Linked DNA regions of Homo sapiens: region 1 is linked to region 2. The links are chromatin loops, found by intact Hi-C in ENCODE. Cell type or tissue: CD4-positive, alpha-beta T cell. All regions are shown on one strand. Links, peaks and the distances in the headings refer to the core of each region. The heading gives the core; the rest is flanking DNA.

Region 1 (10,532 bases), core at 2,762-5,261, 130 kb before region 2:
ATTATAGACATGAGCCACTGCACCTGGCCTAAATTTTGTTTTAAACAAACTACAGAACTCTTCCTTGTCAGCAAACAAAGAGCCACCCATCAGTGAAAGTTCAAGAATCAGGCCGGGCGCAGCGGCTCATGCCTATAATCCCAGCACTTTAGAAGGCTGAGGTAGGAAGATCACCTGAGGTCAGGAGTTCGAGACCAGCCTGGCCAACATGGCAAGCCCCATCTCTACTAAAAATACAAACAAAGGCTGGGCATGGTGGCTCACGCCTGTAATCCCAGCACTTTGGGAGGCCGAGGCAGGCGGATCACGAGATTGAGACCATCCTGGCTAACAAGGTGAAACCCCGCCTCTACTAAAAAAACAAAAAAAGCCAGGCTGAGGCAGGAGAATGGCGTGAACCCAGGAGGCAGAGTTTGCAGTGAGCCGAAATCCCACCACTGCACTCCAGCCTGGGCAACAGAGCTAGACTCCGTCTCAAAAAAAAAAAAAAAAAAATACAAAAAAAAATTAGCCGGGCGTTGTGGCAGGCACCTGTAATCCCAGCTACTCGGGAGGCTGGGGCAGGGGAATCACTAGAACCCAGGAGGGGGAGGTTGCAGTGAGCCAAGATCTTGCCACTGCACTCCAGCCTGGGCAACAAAGTGAGACTCCATGTCGAAAAAAAAGAAGAAGAAGAAGAAGAAGAATCTTCTTTATTTTGTATGTTTAGAATGCTGAGGTATTTTTCAAGTTACATTAACAGCATTGCACTTTTTAAAAAGAAAAAGAAAATAAGCCAAAGGCAAAAAAAATCCATATATACAAAGATGCCGATTGTAAAATCATCTCTACATAGGCAAGTGGAAATAAGTAAAAATCAACAAAATAAACACTTGGAATGAAAAAAGCCAAGCCCAGAAGAGCTCATACTGAAAAATGCCATTCATATAAAGCACAAAATTAGGGGAAGCTAACTTTGCCTTTAGAAGTCAGAATAGAGGTTATATGGTAGAGGGGGATAGAGAAGAAATAACTGGAAGGGAAATCAAGAGGCTTTCAGGGCTGCAGATATTCTGTTTCTTGATCTGGTTACATAATCAATTCATTTGTGAAAATTCATCCAGCCATACACTTCTGATATGGACCCCTTTATATGTGTGTATTGTACTCCGATACAAAAGTTTTCTAGACAGATGAACAAGAGGAGGATTTTTTTTTTTTTTCGAGATGGAGTCTTGCTCTGTCGCCCAGGCTGGAGTGCAGCGGCGCTATCTCTGTTCACTGCAACCTCCGCCTCCTGGGTTCATGACATTTTCCTGTCTCAGCCTCCCGAGTAGCTGGGACTACAGGTGCCCACCACCACGCCCAGCTAATTTTTTGTATTTTTAGTAGAGACAGGGTTTCACTGTGTTAGCCAGGATGGTCTCGATCTCCTGACCTTGTGATCTGCCCACCTCCGCCTCCCAAAGTGCTGGGATTACAAGTGTGAGCCACCACGCCATGGCCAAGAGGAGGATTTTTAAAGTAAATTATGGCTTATCTACTCATGGGACATTCTAGAGCATCGAAAAACGTAAAAATAACCACACCTGGCCTGGTGCAGTGGCTCGCACCTATAATCCTAGCACTTTGGGAGGTCAAGGTGGGAAGATCGCTTGAGTCCAGGAGTTAGAGACCAGCCTGGGCAACATAATGAGACCCCCATCTCTATTTAAAAATGTTTAATACAAAATAAAATAAAATACCCACATCTATTAAGCATATGCATGGTATGTACATATTGTTTTTCGTCGTCTAGTCCATCTTCTGTCCAATTCATTTGCCACTCTTCTCTTCCTGCTGTGTGTCTCAAGAAGTGGACAGTGTGATCCACATCACTCAAGGTCTCCCTTACCTTCTGTCTTCTGGTTGAATGTGGCCAATGACAGAGACCAGCAGGAGACCAGTCAGACAGGGTGAGAGAGATGTGAGACGTTTCTTTCAAAGTTCTTGCATACTTTGACATCCTGTCCCTGCTAGTCGCTACATCCCTATGTAGCTACAGCTTCTGTCTATATGGCCCCCCTCCCCAGCTCCAGCCCTCACTGGGCTTCCATCACATCAGTTCCTTCTCCTGCCTTGTCCTACCTTTAGTGTGGCAATGGCTTCCTTCTCTTGCTATTCTCTCAGTGCCTCAATCTCTCTTCTCTGTTCCCTTAACCCTGCCCACACTCTAAGAGAAGTCCTTCTTTAAAGTCTTTTGAACTGTCTGGGTTGGATTCAGTTTTCTTCGGAGCCCTGACCGTCACAGCCACTCCTCACCTTCCCATGTGACAAGTAAGTGACCTTCTTGGGTTCAATGCTGCAGAGACTGTGCCTTCAGCAGAGTGATGGGAACCAGCCCGGGAGTGAAGCCAGCATTAATTTCAATTTGGCACCAGGAGTTGTGCCAAATGCTTTCATCTTTTATTTTATTTCTATTTTTTTTTTATTTTTATTTTTTGAGACCAAGTCACTCTGTTGCCCAGGCTGAAGTGCAGTGGCACAATCTCGGCTCACTGCAACCTCCACCTCCCGGGTTCAAGCAATTCTCCTGCCTCGGCCTCCCTAGTCGCTGGGATTACAGGGTCATGCCACCACACCTGGCTAATGTTTGTATTTTTAGTAGAGTTGGGGTTCACCATGTTGGCCAGGCTGGTCTCGAACTCCTGACCTCAGGTGACCCACCCACCTCGGCCTCCCAAAGTGCTGGGATTACAGGCAGGAGCCACTGCACTTGGCCTCATCTTTTTCTTTTTCTTTTTTTTTTTTTTTCAAGAGAGGGTCTCAATCTGTCACCCAGGCTGGAGTGCAGTGGTGCAATCACGGCACAGCCTCAACCTCCTAGGCTCAAGTGATCCTCCTGCCTCAGCCTTGTTTCATCTTTTTGAAAAAGTAAAGAACTGAGCTCTCTCCCTCCCTCTATGTGCCACCTTCCTCTCCCTGTCATGGTCCCACTTTCCCCAGCTGAGGCTATGAACGGGTAGAGCTCACAGAGCTCGGGAGAGTGAGAGGAAAAGAGAAGATTGCAGGCCATGCTGTGACCCTGCAAGGCAGGGGAGAACAAATGGCTGCCCATCTGGAGGCAGCAGCAGAGACCTGGTGCCCCAAGCAGTATATGTACCCGTGTGCTGCCCAGCTGCTCCGAGCAAAGGTCATGTCTGTCTGGCCTCCTCCTCAAGGGAAAATGGAAGCTTCAGCATGACAGTTTGTCTCCTCAATATCTACTCTCTCCTTCCTCTCTTTTCTTACTTTTACTGGGAATGGCACATGCCCAGCTTTGAAAACCACATCTCAGTCAGGCATGGTGACTCATGCCTGTAAGCCCAGCACTTTGGCAGGCCAAGGTGGGTGGATCGCTTAAGGTCAGGAGTTCAAGACCAGCCTGGCCAACATGGTGAAACCCCATCTCTACTAAAAATACAAAAATTAGCCAGGCGTGGTGACAGGTGCCTGTAATCCCAACTACTTGGGAAGCTGAGGCAGGAGAATTGCTTGAACCTGGGAGGCAGAGGTTGCAGTGAGCCGAGATCGTGCCACTGCACTTCAGCCTGGGGGACAGAGCAAGACTCCATTTCAAAAAATAAAAAATAAACATAAATAAAAAATAAAAACTGCATCTCCCAGCCTCCTTTACAGAAATGGACAGCCATGTGACTAAGATCTGGACCAGCAGCTATGGCGGGTGGGGTAGAAGGAGCTCTGCTGATGCCCTGAGCAGATGCCTACCCTTTACTAACTCTGCAAACGTTCACCAGCATCTGCAGCTTTTCTATGCTTCTAACATAGATTTGGGCAATGGTGCCACCTCTGCTGTATGGAAAGCCAGAAGTTCCTGGAGATTTACTTCCTCCCAACCTCTTCTGGGCAGCCCATGGCTGGGTTGAAATGCAGGGGCCCAGTTCCTTTCCTTTGAGGCAGGACAAACTCTGAGATGTAATTTATACTCCCAAGCTCCCCAAGGATCCAGCTGAGGCTGCCCTGAAGTTGCACCCTTGCTTGGCGGGTTCCTTTTCCTCATTCTGCTTCTTTCACTCCCTGACCAGTTTCCCCTGACAGCATTTCCCGAATTAATCATTTGCATCTGGATCTTTGGTTCAGGGTCTTCTGGGAGAATGGGACCTAAGAATGACACTTCCAAGAAATCTCCTAAAAACAGGCTGACTGAGCTGGCATGCTCTCTCTTTCCTTCTTTCACCATTATCTCCCTTCCTGCCTAAAAAGTAGATATAATGGCTGGAGCTCCAGCAGTCATCTTGTAACCATAATAAGCATAGGGATAGAAGGATTGTGGCTTCCTGATAACTTTGGGTAGCCAACAGTCCTAGACTCCTACCTCTTCCAGACTTCTTTTATCTGAGAGAAATAAAGTGTTAATTTTTTTTTTTTTTTTTTTGAGATGGAGTCTCACTCTTTTGCCCAGGCTGGAGTGCAGTGGCACGATCTTGGCTCATTGCAACCTCCACCTCCTGGGTTCAAGGAATTCTCCTGTCTCAGCCTCCGGGTACCTGGGATTACAGGCTACAGGCGTGTGCCACCACGCCTGGCTAATTTTTGTATTTTTAGTAGAGACAGGGTTGCACCATGTTGGCCAGGTTGGTCTCAAACTCCTGACCTCAGGTGATCCACCCACCTCAGCCTCCCAAAGTGCTGGGATTACAGGCATGAGCCACCGCACCCGGCCGACTCTTTTTCAGGTTTTAGATTTAGCAACCTACATAACTGCTAATATAGTCGACTAATAAAGTTCTACAATCTTCCTCCACGGCAGTGAATTTCTCCCTTGAATATCTTTCTCTTTAGGCCCTGATCACCACTCACCCCCTATAGCTTCCTGTCCCCTCCATAGAAAATCAAAATCTCTCTCTTCCATGATAATAGCAATGGCAATAATAATAGTAGCAGTAGTAGTAACAGTGGTTGAACACTTACTATGTGCCAGGCATTGTTCTAAGCACCTTTCATACAATAACTTACTTAAACATTCTTTTGTTTTTTTTTCTTGAGATGGAATCTCACTCTGTCACCCAGGCTGGAGTGCAATGGTGCACTCGGCTCACTGCAACCTCCACCTCCCAGGCTCAAGCAATTCTTCTGCCTCAGCCTCCCAAGTAGCTGGGATTACAGGCACCCACTACCATGCCCGGCTAATTTTTGTACTTTTATTAGAAACAGGGTTTCACCATGTTGGCCAGGGTGGTTTTGATCTCCTGACCTCAAATGATCCACCCATCTCAGCCTCCCAAAGTGCTGGGATTACAGGTGTGAGCTACCGCGCCTGGCCAACATTCTTGTAACAACCCCACAGGGTAGATACCCACATTATCCCCATTTTACAGATGAGGCAACTGAGAATAACTCAGGCTAACTCTACACTGCCCACTCTTCTGGACCATCCAAAAATCGGAATCCTGGTTAGCACAATATGCTGATACATTTAACCCCTTTTTGGCTGGATGCGGTGGTTCACGCCTGTAATCCCAGCACTCTGGGAGGCCAAGGCGGGTGGATCACCTGAGGTCAGGAATTCGAGACTAGCCTGGCCAACATGGTGAAACCCCATCTCTACTAAAAAAAATACAAAAAAAATTAGCCGGGTGTGGTGGCAGGCACCTATAATCCCAGCTACTTGGGAGGCTGAGGCAGTAGAATTGCTTCAACCCGGGAGGTGGAGGTTGCAGTGAGCCGAGATTAAGCTACTGCACTCCAGCCTGGGCAAAAGAGTGAGACTCCATCTCAAAAAAAAAAAAAAAAAGAAAAAGAAAAAAAGAAACCCTTTTCATCTCCTGATTCTGCTAGATTGGCTCGGGGAAAATGGAAGGAGCTAGGAAGGATCACCTCCGAAACTAAAATGTCTCATCCAGATGGTTTCCTAAATAAGAGAGCAATTTTCACCCTAAGAGAGCTTCTCCCACACTTCTTGGGCAACCAGCTCAAATCACAGACAACATTAAAAACAATCATTTTTCCTCATTTTGTTTTTTTAAAAATGAGACATCAAGCTGTTTCTCTTGATAAATAAAAAGAGATGTTTCCATGCCCTGCCAGCATAGCTAGGAGGAAACAGGTGCCGCTTTCCTCTTCTTGGGCCCTCTGCCGTGCATCTTTGTTTCCCTAACTCATTTCCATAGAGTCTGCTGTTTGTAGGGCACCAAGCTGGGTGCAGTGGTACATCACAGCATCCGGACATAGGCTCTGGAGTCAGGAAGACCTGGGCTGCCACTAGCTAGCAATGAGATCTTGGGCAAGACACTTTACCTCTCTGGGCCTCATTTCCTCATCTGCAAGGTGAAGGTAATGACTGCACCCACCCCATCAGCACAGAAGTCACTTTTAGTTGCCTGCCCACTTGCCATTACACTTCTTCCTTAGTCCTGGGGATGGATTAATTTGAGCTAAACCATACCCAACATATTAGTCAAGGGATGGGCATATCCTTTCAGGCAAATGAGGCATACGGAGATCTCTGCAGGGAGTCTCTTCCCAAAAAGGAGAAGACCATGAGAGGCAAATCTCCCACTTTCCCAACTTTTATAATAGATATGCTCCAAGATGGCTGCCCAAGACCAACCCCAGGTTCAATGATTCCATAGAAGGACCCCCAGAACTTAGAAAAGCTGTCATATTCATGGTTATAGTTTACTACAGTGAGAGGGTACAGATCAAAATCAGTAAAGACTAAAGGCACAGAGAGCAGATATGAGCCTCCAGTTGTCCTTTCCCTGTGGACTCTTACAAACATCACTTAATTATAAGTGACAAATAACAAAAACAACAAATAGCAATGATGTACACCAACACGTCAGAGGCATTGCCAACCAGGAAGACTCACCCATGCCTTGGTGTCCAGGGTTTTTACTGGGGGCCAGTCACAGAGACATGGCTGGAGATTTTGATTCAGAAAGTCTGAGAGAATCTTGAGAATGTATTTATCAACAATCATAGGCCAGGCACAGTGGCTCATGCCTGTAATCTCAGCACTTTGGGAGGCTGAGGCAGATCACTTGAGGTCAGGAGTTCAAAACTAGCCTGGCCAACATGGCAAAACTCCATTGCTACTAAAAATACAAAAATTAGCTGGGCTTGGTGGCGTGCACCTGTAGTCCCAGCTACTCAGGAAGCTGAGGCAGGAGAATTGCTTGAACTTGGGAGGTGGAGGTCGCAATGAGCCAAGATCATGCCACTGCACTCCAGCCTAGGAAACAGAATGAGACTCTGTCTCAAAAAAAAAAAAAGAAAGAAAGAAAGAAAAGAAACAAACAACAACAACAACAACAACAACAACAACCACAAATCATGAGCACAAACTTTTATAAAGCACTTTCTTTGTTCCAGGCATGGCTTTAAGCGCTCCGCATCTATGAACTCATTTAATGCTCACAAGAACCCTATGAGGTCTAGATTATGATTTTCCCCCTTTACAGGTGAGGAAACTGAGGCCCACCTGTATAACAAGTGGGAAATCTAATGTCACGAAGCATCAGTCTTTCAAGAATTGCAACTTGTTCGTTTGGCTCACAGGGACCAACATTTAAAAATCCAGAGCATTCACACAAGAGAAAATGGAGCGCAGTAGTGAAGGGCAGGATGCTGGGGCCGCACTGACCAGGTTTCAACCTAGGCTGATGAACAGTCTTGATTTTCCTGGACTGAAGGGTTTCCTGGGACGTGGATCTGACAGTGCAAAAACTAGGGACAGTCCCAGGAAAATCAGAACAGTTGGTCACCCTATATCCCAGTTACCAATAACTAGTATAATTTTAACACGTTTGTTTGTTTGTTCACTCTTGTTACCCAGGCTGGAGTGCAGTGGTGTGATCTCAGCTCAATACAACCTCCACCTCCCAAATTCAAGTGATTCTCCTACCTCAGCCTCCTGAGGAGCTGGGATTACAGGTGCGCACCACCACACCCGGCTAATTTTGTATTTTTAGTAGAGACGGGGTTTCACCATGTTGGCCAGGCTGGTCTTGAACTCTGACCTCAAGTGATCCGCCTGCCTCTGCCTCCCAAAGTGCTGGGATTACAGACATGAGCCACCACGCCCAGCCCAGCACTCATTATGTGACATCTTTGTACCTCAGTTTCCCCATCTGTAGAATGGGAGTAATAACCATATCTACGTCATAACGTTTTGTTAATATTTAACATATTAAGGTGTTTTGGAACTGCCTGAGTGTTTGGCATTAATAGGATTATGAAAATTTGGATTTCCAGATTCACTTTCCTCGAAAGATTAGAAGATCTGGCAACAAAAAGGGTTACATTCTTATTTACCTAATTTATTTAGCAAATGTTATAAATAATGCCTTTTTTCTTTGAAACAGGGTCTCACTCTGTCACCAGGCTGGCATGTGGTGGCGTGATCACAGCTCACTGTAGCCTTGAACTTCCAGGCTCAGGTTATCTTCCCTCCTCAGCTTCCTGAGTACCTTGGACCACAGGCATGCGCCACCATGCCCGGCTAATTTTTTTTTTTTTTTTTTTTAAGTAGAGACAGTGTCTCCCTAGGTTACCAGGCTGGTCCCGAACTCCTGAGCTCAAGTGATCCTCCCACCTCGGCCTCCCAAAGTGCTGGATTATGGGTGCGAGCCACCCCGCCTGGCATATAATACTTTTTACTATGCACCACACACTGTTCTAAGCACTTGCAGAACTTTCACCCACTCAGCCCTCAGAACAACTCTGTGAGATGGGTTCTGTTTTTTTTGTTTGTTTTTGAGTGGGTGTCACTCTGTCACCCAGGCTAGAGTGCAATGGCATGATCTCGGCTCACTGCAACCTCCGCCTCCCGGGTTCAAACGATTTTGCTGCCTCAGCCACCCAAGTAGCTGGGATTACAGATGTATACCACCACGCCTGGCTAATTTTTTTTTTTTTTTTTTTTTTTTTGTATTTTAAGTAGAGACAGGGTTTCACCATGTTGGCCAGGCCAGTCTTGAACTTCTGACCTCAGGTGATCCACCCATCTCAGCCTCCTAAAGAGCTGGGATTACAGGTGTGAGCCACTGCACCCGGCCAAGATGGGTTCTGCTATTGTTCAGTTTTACAGATGAGAAAACTGAGGCACAAGGAGGTGAAGTGACTTGTCCAGTGTCACACGACGAGTAAAGGGCAGAACCAGGATCTGAACCCCAAATGTCTGACTCTAGGCATGACGGTCAGCTAGCACTGGGTCTTAATTAACCCCTCGAGGAGGGCATGGACTCCCCACTTCGCCCCAGCTCCCGCCCCAATTTCCTATTTCCATTCCTCCCAGGCCCCTTTGAGCTCTGTGTTTTCTTCCCTCACATACTGGGTGCTCAAGCACAATGACAGCCTTGCCAAAAGATACCCAGGGAACACGCTTCAGGTCACGCTGGCCCCGGAGCTGGGAATTTAGCCTGAGGTCTAAATCCAACTTTCATTTTCTGAGTCCCACGCTTTCTCAAAAAGCCATCCTCTCCTCAGACAGAATTAGATTAATCTCCTTATCCAATAGCTCAGGATCAGGCGGACAGTCGGGTCACCTGCTTCAGCCCGGCCAGACCTGATTACCCTCTGTGACCCCAAAATTCACTCATGCGCACCTGCCCCTGACACGTTTGCTGATTAATAACGGCAGGGAGTTTGGGGATGGTGCGTTTTTCACCTTCTGGGAGCATCAGTGGCTTGAACACAAAGGCCACCTGAGGAAGAGCTGTAGTTAAACACCCATGGCCTCAGCCCTTGGCCCCCTCCCCCCAGCCACCCACCCTGCCCAGAATCTGTGCCCTTTTAAACTTCCACCAAATTCCATACAATTTAATGTCCCAGAAAATAAAAGCTGATCAAATCAATAGTCATCAAACTAAAAAAACTTGAGAGCTGCCAGCATGTTCTGAAATTATTCTGTTTGGGCTGGGCGTGGTGGCTCATGCCCGTAATCCCAGCACTTTGAAAGGCCAAGGTGGGTGGATCACTTGCGGTCAGGATTTCGAGACCAGCCTGGCCAACATAATGAAACCCCATCTCTACTAAAAATACAAAAATTGGCCAGGCACGGTGGCTCACACCTTAATCCCAGCACTTTGGGAGGCCGAGGCAGGTGGATCGCTTGAGGTCAGAAGTTTGAGACCAGCCTGGCCAACATGGTGAAATCCCATCTCTAATAAAAATACAACAATTAGCCAGGCATGGTGGTGCGTGCCTGTAATCCCAGCTACTTGGGAGGCTGAGGCAGGAGAATTGCTTGAACCTGGGAGGCGGAGGTTGCAGTGAGCAGAGACCGTGCCACTGCACTTCAGCCTGGGCAACAGAGTGAGACTCCATCTCAAAAAACAAAACAAAACAAAACACAAAAATTAGCCAGGCATGGTGGGCACCTGTAGTCCCAGCTACTCGGAAGGCTGAGACAGGAGAATCACTTGAACCCGGGAGGCGGAGGTTGCAGTTAGCCAAGATCATGCCATTGCACTCCAGCCTGGGCGACAGAACAAGACTCCGTCTCAAAAAAAGAAAGAAAGAAAGAGAGAGAGAGAGAAAGAAAGAAAAAAAAGAAAGAAAGAAAGAGAAAG
Region 2 (10,532 bases), core at 6,180-8,679:
ATTTCTGTATCTAAACATATATAAATATATAGAAAAGCTACAGTAAAAATATGGTATTATAGTCTTATGGGACCACCATCACATATGCGGTCCATCATTGACTGAAAACTCGTTAGGTGGCATGTGACTGTATTTTTAATGGTTTGTTGTTGTTTTGTTGTTGTTGTTTGAGACAGAGTTTCATTCTTGTTGCCCAGGCTGGAGTGCAATGGTGCGATCTCGGCTCACTGCAACCTCCGTCCCGCAAGTTCAAGCAATTCTCCTGCCTCGGCCTCCCAAGTAGCTGGGACCACATGCATGCACCACCACGCCCAGCTAACTTTGTATTTTTAGTACAGATGGGGTTTTTTCCATGTTGGTCAGGCTGGTCTCGAACTCCCAACCTCAGGTGATCCTCCTGCCTCGGCCTCCCAAAGTGTTGGGATTACAGGCATGAGCCACTGCCCCTGGCTAGTGTATTTTTTAAATGAAATGTCTTAATACAAAAGAATACATAAAACACCCACATACCCATCGCCTGGGTTAAGAAGTAGAATATTACCAATAACTTAAGAGCCCGTGTGCGTACCTCCCCAGTTACATACTTACCCATCTCCCTCGAGAGTTAACCATGATCTTGAATTTGAAAGTAATCACTTCCTTACTTTTCTTCATTGTGTTTGTATCCCTAAGCAATATACTGTTAAATTTTGCCAATTTATTTATTTTTATAGAAACAGGGTCATGCTATATTGCTTAGGCTGGTCTGGAACTCCTGGCCTCAAGAGATCTTCCTGCCTCGGGCTCCCAAGTAGCTGGGATTATAGGTGCAAACCACAGTACCAGGCAATTTTTGAGCTTCATAGAAAGAGAAATATATGTATTTCTGTAAACAGTTTCCTTCAGCATTTAAAAATTTTTATTTATTTATTTATTTTATTTTGAGACAGAGTCTCACTCTGTCGCCCAGGCTGGAATGCAGTGGCACCATCACTCACTGCAACCTCCGCCTCCTGAGTTCAAGCAATTCTCCTGCCTCAGCCTCCTGAGCAGCTGGGATTACAGGCACATGCCACCATGCCTGGCTAATTTTTGTATTTTTAGTAGAGACGGGGTTTCACCATGTTGTCCAGGCTGGTCTCGAACTCCTGGCTTCAAGTGATCCACCTGCCTCAGCCTCCTTTTAAAGTGCTGGGATTACAGACGTCAGCCATCCTGCCCGGCCTAAACATTTTTATTTATATTTTAGAGAGACAGGGTCTTGCCTTGTTGCCGAGGCTGGTCTTGAATTTCTGAGCTCAAGTGATCCGCCCACCTTAGCCTCCCAAAGTGCTAGGATTACAGGCATGAGCCACCTCACCCAGCAAGCATTTTTTTTTTTTTTTTTTTTTTTTTTTTGAGACAGAGTCTCATTCTGTCACCCAGGCTGGAGTGCAGTGGTGCAATCTCCGCTCACTGCAAGCTCTGCCCCCTGGGTTCATGCCATTCTCCTGCCTCAGCCTCCTGAGTAGCTGGGACTACAGGCACCCACCACCACACCCAGCTAATTTTTTGTATTTTTAGTAGAGATGGGGTTTCACCATGTTAGCCAGGATGGTCTCAATCTTCTGACCTTGTGATCCACCCGCCTTGGCCTCCCAAAGTGCTGGGATTACAGGTGTGAGCCACCGCACCCAGCCTAATTTTTGTTTTTCAAAACAAAAATATTTTTGTTTTGAAAATTTTTGAAATGTTTAATAGCGACAGGGTTTCACCATGTTGGCCAGGCTGGGCTCAAACTCCTGACCTCAGGTGATCCGCCCACCTTGGCCTCCCAAAGTGCTGGGATTACAGGCCTGAGCCACTGCACCTGGCCTTAATTTGCATTATTAATATTAGAGGTTATCTTTGCCCTTTTTCCTATTCTCTTTGGGAAATATAATGAGGTGTATTAGACCTCATTCTGTCTTTCATTTCACTTTAACATCTTGTTTTTTTCCATCTCTTTCCCTATGGTTTGCATTCTTGATAATGTCCTCAGCTCTATCTTCTAGTTTACTAATTTTTTCTTCAGTTGTGCTTAATCTAATCCATGCACTGAATTTTTAATTTTAATTACTACATTTTTATCTCAAGTTCTATTGGGTTTTTTGTTTTCCTTTATTATTATTATTATTATTATTATTATTATTATTATTATTATTTTGGAGTTTTTTGTTTTTCACAATCCACTTGGTCATTCTTCATTATCTATTATTTCTTGCTAATCTTTTTAAAACTTTTAAAATTTGACCAGGCGCAGTAGCTCATGCCTGTAATCCCAGCACTTTGGGAGGCTGAGTCGGGTGGATCACTTGAGGTCAGGAGTTCAAGACCAGCCTAGCCAACATAGTGAAACCCCATCTCTACTAAAAATACAAAAATTAGCCAGGCACCTGTAATCCCAGCTACTGGGGAGGCTGAGGCAGGAGAATCACTTGAACGAGGGAGGCAAAGGTTGCAGTGAGCCGAGATCACACCACTGCATTCCAGCCTGGGCAACAGAGTGAGACTCCGTCTCAAAAAAAAAAAATTATTTGACCCCATGGCCTTCTGGTCTGACGTTTTTTGGCCGGGCACCATGGCTCATGCCTGTAATCTCAACACTTTGGGAGCTCGAGGTGGGTGGATTATGAGATCAGGAGTTCAAGACAAACCTGGCCAATATAGTGAAACTCCATCTCTACTAAAAATACAAAAAATTAGTCAGGCATGGTGGCACATGCCTGTAATCCCAGCTACTCGGGAGGCTGAGGCAGAGAACTGCTTGAACCCGGGAGGTGGAGGTTGTAGTCAGCCGGGATCGCGATACTGCACTCCAGCCTGGGCAACAGAGGGAGACTCTGTCTCAAAAAAAAAAAAGTTTTATTTCTCTAAATATAATAAACATGGTTATTTTATGTTCTATCTGATTATTCCAATATCTGAAGTGTTTGTGGGTTTGTATCTATCATTTGTGTGTTTTTGTGGGGGGTTTTGCCATTCTTCTGAATGTTTCTATCATCTGTTGTTTCTATTGTTCCTCATAGTTGTTTCTCTGTGTGTGTTGTGATTTTTTGACAGAGTTGCCCATTTTCTTCACATCTTTATCCATGGGATTCTCTGCGGCCTGAATTGAAGTTGAGCTCCTCCAGAGAAGATCAGAGTTTGCCTCTGCTGGTAGACTGGGGCAGTATCAACCTAGACTTTAAATCCTCACTTGCTCACTTGACATTTTTCTTTTCTTTTCTTTTTTTTTTTTTTTTTTGAGATGGACTCTCGCTCTGTCACCCAAGCTGGAGTGCAGTGGTGCGATCTCAGCTCACTGACTGCAACCTCCACCCCAGATTCAAGCAATTTTCCTGTCTCAGCCTCCCAAGTAGCAGGATTTACAGGTGTCTGCCACCATGCCCGGCTAATTTTTGTACTTTTAGTAAAGGCGGGGTTTCACCATGTTGGCCAAGCTGTTCTCGAGCTCCTGACCTCAAGTAATCTGCCTACCTTGGCCTCCCAAAGTGCTGGGATTACAGGTGTAAGCCACCATGCCCAGACCCACTTGACATTTTTCAGATCATACAAGTCTCATGAAATTAGGCCACAAACCTGCAGATCCTGGTTGTGAATTCTCAGGAGAAAATTGTTTTGCCAAGAGTAATGGAGATCCCATTGGTAATAACTGTAATATTTTCATTGTGCATGTGTTTGTTTTGATGAATAAACATTGGAGTCATATATATCTTTCAGCCATGAGAGAACTTTCTGAGTTGCTAATAGTTTCTAAACAATATAGATAGATGGGTGAGATTCCATTTAAGCTTTCTATTCCTTTAAGAGCCAATTGTTGTAAAGAAGTAGGAAACTAACTCAAAACTATACTAAGGTTTTCTGCAAACTATGCAGCTCAACCTAGCTGTTACAGAAGCAGGGTACCCCTTTCTGTAGTGAGTTGGTGGATTCATGTAGCTAGTTACACTGGCACCCCAGTCTACAGAAGCCCACAGGGGCAGCTTCTGGAAGCTGTTGCTTCTCTTGAGAGGCCATACTGGGCAGTGGTTAAAGCCTGGGGTTTGCAGCCAGTGGCCCAGGTGGGAATCCTGACTCTTGCATTCTGGTTGTGTGTGACCTTGGGCAAATCCCTTAATCTCCCTGTGCCTCAGTGCTTCCCTTGTAAAACAGGGATAGCAGCATCTGACTTCAAGCTATGCTACAAGGTTATAGTAACCAAAACAGCATGGTACTGGTACCAAAACAGATATATAGACCAATGGAACAGAACAGAGGCCTCAGAAATAACACCACACATTTACAACCATCTGACCTTTGACAAACCTGACAAAAACAAGAAATGGGAAAAGGATTCCCTATTTAATAAATGGTGCTGGGAAAACTGGCTAGCCATATGCAGAAAGCTGAAACTGGATCCCTTCCTTACACCTTATACAAAAATTACCTCAAGATGGATTAAATATTTCAGTGTAAGATCTAAAACCATACAAACCCTAGAAGAAAACCTAGACAATACCATTCAGGACATAGGCATGGGCAAAGACTTCATGACTAAAACACCAAAAACAATGGCAACAAAAAAAGCCAAAATAGACAAATGGGATCTAATTAAACTAAAGAGCTTCTGCACAGCAAAATAAAATATCAGCGTGAACAGGCAACCTACAGAATGGGAGAAAATTTTTGCAATCTACCCATCTGACAAAGGGCTAATATCCAGAATCTACAAAGAACTTAAATTTACAAGAAAAAACCCCATCAAAAAGTGAGCAAAGGATATGAACAGACACTTCTCAAAAGAAGACATTTGTGCAGCCAACAGACGCATGAAAAATGCTCATCATCACTGGTCATCAGAGAAATGCAAATCAAAACCACAATGAGATACCATCTCACACCAGTTAGAATTGCGATCATTAAAAAGTGAGGAAACAACAGGTGCTGGAGAGGATGTGGAGAAATAGGAACACTTTTACACTGTTGGTGGGACTGTAAATTAGTTCATCCATTGTGGAAGACAGTGTGGCGATTCCTCAAGGATCTAGAACTAGAAATACCATTTGACCCAGTGATCCCATTACTGGGTATATACCCAAAGGATTATAAATCATTCTACTATAAAGACACATGCACACATATGTTTACTGCAGCACTACTCCCAATAGCAAAGACTTGGAACCAACCCAAATGTTCATCAATGATAGACTGGATTAAGAAAATGTGGCACATATACACCATGGAATGCTATGCAGCCATAAAAAGGATGAGTTCATGTCCTTTGAAGGGACATGGATGAATCTGGAAACCATCATTCTCAACAAACTAACACAGGAACAGAAAACCAAACATTGCATGTTCTCACTCGTAAGTGGGAGTTGAACAATGAGAACACATGGACACAGGGTGGGGAACATCACACACAGGGGCCTGTCGGGGGGTGGGGGGTTGGGGGAGGGATAGCATTAGGAGAAATACCTAATGTAAATGTCGAGTTGATGGGTGCAGCAAGCCAACATGGCACATGTATACCTATGTAACAAACCTGCACATTGTGCACATGTACCCTAGAACTTAAAGTATAATAATAATAAAAAAATAGGGATAGCAGCATCTATATCAATGGTTACTCTGAGACTAAATAAATTAGTACATGGAAAGAACCCAGACACATAATAGGCAGCAAATATTAGGTATTATTTTTATTGTTTGACTATTTCCTGCCACCAAATCCAGGTAGCACTGATGAAAGGTGTAAAACACAGTAACAACAAAACAAGAACTCCATCCCCCTACCATCATGTAGCTGATAGTTTGCTAAAAGCACAGTTAGGAAATTCTGTTCCACAGAGATCCACAAGCTTTCCAGAAGTAACACAGAGCCAACTAGGAAACTGAAGGAAAAGTAATTTCTTTTTTTCCTTTTTTTTTTTTTTTTTTTTTTTTTGAGGCAGAGTCTCGCTGTCACCCAGGCTGGAGTGCAGTGGCACGATCTCGGCTCACTGCAAGCTCCGCCTCCCAGGTTCATGCCATTCTCCTGCCTCAGCCTCCCGAGTAGCTGGGACTACAGGCGCCCTCCATCACGCCTGGCTAATTTTTTGTGTTTTTAGTAGAGACATGGTTTCACCGTGTTAGCCAGGATGGTCTTGATCTCCTGACCTCATGATCCACCTGCCTCGGCCTCCCAAAGTGCTGGGATTACAGGCGTGAGCCACCGCGCCCAGCCAGGAAAGTAATTTCATGCAGTCAACAAATCAATTACTGGTTCTTTTTGAAACAGGGTCTCACTCTGTCTCCCAGGCTGGATTGCCCTGGTGCACTCACAGCTCACGGTAGCCTTGATGTCAAGCGATCCTCCTACCCTCCCACCTCAGCCTCCCAGATTCTTTTCTTTTCTTTTAGCATATTTTAACATTTTAAATTAATTTTTTAATAAATGTTATAGCATGTAAATCATGGTTTAAAGATCCAAATACTCCTATGCATGGAGTGGGGGCAAAGGGTATATGAGAAATCTCTGTACCTTCCTTTCAATTTTGCCATGAACATAAAAGCACTGTAAACAATTTTTTTTTTTTTTTTGAGACAGTGTCTTGCTCTGTTGCGCAGGCTTGGAGTGCAGTGGTGCAATCACGACTCACTGCAGCCTCAACCTCCCAGGCTCAAGCAATCCCCCCACCTCAGCCTCCCGAACCTGAGGTGAGGGTCTCTCCATGTTGCCCAGGCTGGAAAACAGTCTTTTAAAACAAAAATGCAGACACTTTAAAATGTGAAATTAAATTGTCCCTTTGCCCCTGATCCCTCCCCAGAGGAAACTGTCCCTGTTTGTTTTTTGTGCCAGCGTGTATAAGTACCTATCTTCCTAACAAATGACATCGAGTCATTGTTTTCATTACTTACTGTATCTTGTAGATTTCCCATATTAATACATTGTAGAGCTCTATTTCATTCTATTCTTTCAACTCAGCCCCTGATTCTAATTTTTCAAAAAGCTTATTGAAATAAGGTTCTTCTTCACTTCATTGAAAATAGAGAAGCGTGAAGCCAAAAGTACAATAGAAAAAACGTGTGTGGGGAAAAAAAACCGTATGATCAGACATGGGGACCTGTTTTATGCCATCACAGCTGACAGTGTTTACCTGGAAACGTTTGTTCTTTGTAACAAGCTTCTTTCCCAGCCTGCCTCCTGGAGGTGAACATGTGCAGGTGGAGAAGTGCCCACTGCATCGGGGCCAAAAGAGGCAAGTGAGCTCAGTGGACCCTAGGCCAGCTCTAGGATTGTGCCAGAAGGAATGGCAGGGCCCCATCCCTGAAACCCAGCCCAGGGGGATACCTGGGGGCCTACTAGTCACCAGGTGTGGCTGTTCATTTACAGTGACAGTGCTTTAGCTACTACCCCTGCATTTGTTTACCTGGGGAGGTGTGTTCTATTTTTGTTTTTTAACTTTATTCTTTTTAGAGGCAGGGTCTCACTCTGATGCCCAGGCTATAGTGCAGTGGCACAATCATAGTTCACGGCAGCTTCCAACTCCTGGCCTCAAGTGATCCTCCCGTCTCAGCCTCTCAAGTAGCTGGGACCACAGGCACGCACTACCACACCTGGCTAATTTTTTTTTTTTTTAATTATTGGTAGAGACAGGGTCTTGCTATGTTGCCCCAGGCTGGTCTCAAACTCCTGGGCTTAAGCAATCTGCCCGCATCAGCCTCCCAAAGTGTTGTGATTACAGGCGTGAGCCACCATGCCTGGCCCACACTATTTTTTGTATACACTTCTACATTTCTATTTAAGTGAGTATATTAACCTATACTAAATAATAAATCTTGGGGATTATTCTGTATTATGTGTACATATTGCTACCTTCTTCTTAAGAGCCACACAATATTCCTTTGTATGGCTTTACCATCATTTATTTAACCACCCCCCATGGACGGACTTTTAGGTTGTTTGCCCTTGTTTGCTACTATAAATCATGCCAGAGGGAATATCCTGGCCCATACTTAGGCGTACACATGTTCAACTTAGGTGATCTCTGTTGGATAAATTTCATGCAGTCAAATTGTCAATCAAACTGGAGAGGTCCCAAAAAATTTTTAATAAGAGAAACAATACATTTTAAAAAAGAGAAAAATAGGCCAGGCGTGATGACTCACACCTGTAATCCCAGTACTTTGGGAGGCCGAGGTGGGCAGATCACATGAGGCTAGGAGTTCGAGAGAAGCCTGGCCAACATAGTGAAACCCCATCTCTACTAAAAATACAAAAATTAGCCAGGCATGGTGGCGCACGCCTATAATCCCAGCTACTTGGGAGGCTGAGACACGAGAATCGCTTGAACCTGGGAGGCAGAGGTTGCAGTGAGCCGAGATCATGCCATTGCACTCCAGCCTAGGCGATGAGGTGAAACTCTGTCTCAAAAAAAAAAGAGAGAGGCGGGGGGAAATAAATAAATAAACAAAGTGGGGCGGTCGTTTTTATTTGTTTTAACTCTGAAAAAGAATCAAATATATACACAAGTAGAAGAGTACTTCTGAAGCCCCACATACCTATCATTCAGCCTTAGCAGGCATCAAGTTGGAGCCAAATTTGTTTCATCTCCACGGCACTCGCCCAATATGGTTATTTTGAAGTCTTAGATACCATTTTATGTATAAATATTTCTGCTTGGATCGCCACAAGATGATTTTTTAAATTTTTTTTAATTTTTAATTTTTTTTCCTTTTTTTTTAGAGTCAGGATCTCACTCTGTCTTCTAAGCTGGAGGGCAGTGGTGGGATCACAGCTCATTGCAGCCTCAACCCTCAGGGCTCAGGCAATCCTCCCACCTCAGCCTCTCAAGTAGCTGGGACTACAAGCATGCACCAGAGCACATCCAGCTAATTTTTAATTTTTTTTTTTTTTTTTTTTTTTGGTAGAGACATGACCTTACTATGTTGCCCAGGCTGGTCTCAAACTCCCGGGCTCAAATGATCCTCCCAAAGCGCTGGGAGCCACTGCACCAAGCCTTGCATTTTTTAAAATAGTTTACTGGGCCTGGTGCGGTGGCTCACACCTGTAATCCCAGAACTTTGGGAGGCCAAGGCAGGAGGATCACTTGAGGTCAGGAGTTCAAGACCAGCCTAGCCAACATGGTGAAACCCTGACTCTACTAAAAATACAAAAATTGCTGGGCATGGTGACTCATGCCTGTAATCCCAGCACTTTGGGAGGCCGAGGCGGGCAGATCACCTGAGGTCAGGAGTTCGAGACCAGGCTGACCAACATGGAGAAACCATATTTCTACTAAAAATACAAAATTAGCTGGGCATGGTTGCACATGCCTGTAATCCCAGCTACTCGGGAGGCTGAGGCAGGAGAATCACTTGAACCCGGGAGGTGGAGGTTGCAGTGAGCCAAGATTGTGCCATTGCACTCCAGCCTGGGCAACAAGAGCAAAACTCCATCTCAAAAAAAAAAAAAATACAAAAATTAGCCAGGCATGGTGGCGCACACCTGTAATCCCAGCTACTTGGGAGGCTGAGGCAGGAGAATTGCTTGAACCCGGGAGGCAGCAGTTGCAGTGAGCCAAGATCATGCCACTGCACTCCAGCCTGAGTGACAGAGCAAGACTCTGTCTCAAAAATAATAATAATAATAATAAATTAAATAGTTTATTGTATTGTCTTGCCCTCCTGTTTTCCAAAGAGAACGCTGCCTACCTCACCCCAACGGCATTTGAAAGTAGACTGGCTCATCTGAAATGCTTATTTGCAAGCATCTAACTTCCTGACCCTGTGTCACAGATGGCCCCACTTGGCCCCAAGCCCCTGGTAAGTACCTGCGTGCTCACCAAAGGTTGACTCAGGGCCACATACACCAGGCCCAGACCAGAAGGGGTGGGGGAGCCGCGCTGATCTAGAACCAGAAACCAGGGCCATTTTGATGCCAAGACTTCCTCAGTCTTGGTTTCTTCTGTCTTCTTCTAGATCATTACTTTGTATTTACAAGCATATATGTGTGCCTGTGATGTGTTAGACCAAGTTTTAGTCACTTGTAGCCCCAGCTACTGGGGAGGCTGAGGCAAGAGAATCACTTGAACCCGGGAGGCGAGGTTGCAGTGAGCTAAGATCGTGCCATTGCACTCCAGCCTGGGCAACAAGAGTGAAACTCCGTCTCAAAAAAAAAAGAAAAAAGAAAAGCTACCGGGACCTGTGTGTGTTTTGTTGTTGTTGTTGTTGTTGTTGTTGTTGTTGTTTTGTTCTTGTTGTTTTGTTTTGTTTTTGAGACAGAGTCTCATTCTGTCGCCCAGGCTGGAGTGCAATGGCACGATCTCAGCTCACTGCAACCTTCGCCTCCCAGGTTCCAGTGATTCTCCTGCCTCAGCCTCCCCAGTAGCTGGAGCTACAGGCGTGCACCACCATGCCCAGCTACTTTTTATATTTTTAGTAGAGATGGGGTTTCACCATGTTGACCAGGCTGGTCTTGAACTCCTGACCCCAAGTGATCTGCCTACCTTGGCCTCCCAAAGTGCTGGGATTACAGGCGTGAGCCACCTCGCCCAGCTCAGGGACCTGTT

Evidence for each region. Hi-C counts contacts between places; a loop is a spot of excess contacts. Peaks named below come from ENCODE experiments on the same cell type or tissue, not always from the same donor. Only the 100,000 strongest peaks of a DNase experiment are listed, where the experiment ranks them.
Region 1: a loop joins it to region 2, with 3 times the contacts of the local background. A loop is called at or near these places in 31 of 110 quality-filtered maps.

Annotation. Positions count from the first base shown.
Region 1 is chr12:110,828,292-110,838,823 of GRCh38, reverse strand. No RefSeq gene overlaps it. Among named protein-coding and RNA genes, the nearest start is that of CCDC63, 13 kb to the left of the region's middle. In CD4-positive, alpha-beta T cell, for the core only: no CTCF peak of the experiment used is centred there; no DNase peak of the experiment used is centred there.
Region 2 is chr12:110,701,563-110,712,094 of GRCh38, reverse strand. It overlaps a transcript of HVCN1 not described here and a transcript of PPP1CC not described here. Among named protein-coding and RNA genes, the nearest start is that of HVCN1, 18 kb to the right of the region's middle. In CD4-positive, alpha-beta T cell, for the core only: no CTCF peak of the experiment used is centred there; a DNase peak (open chromatin) is centred at 7,164.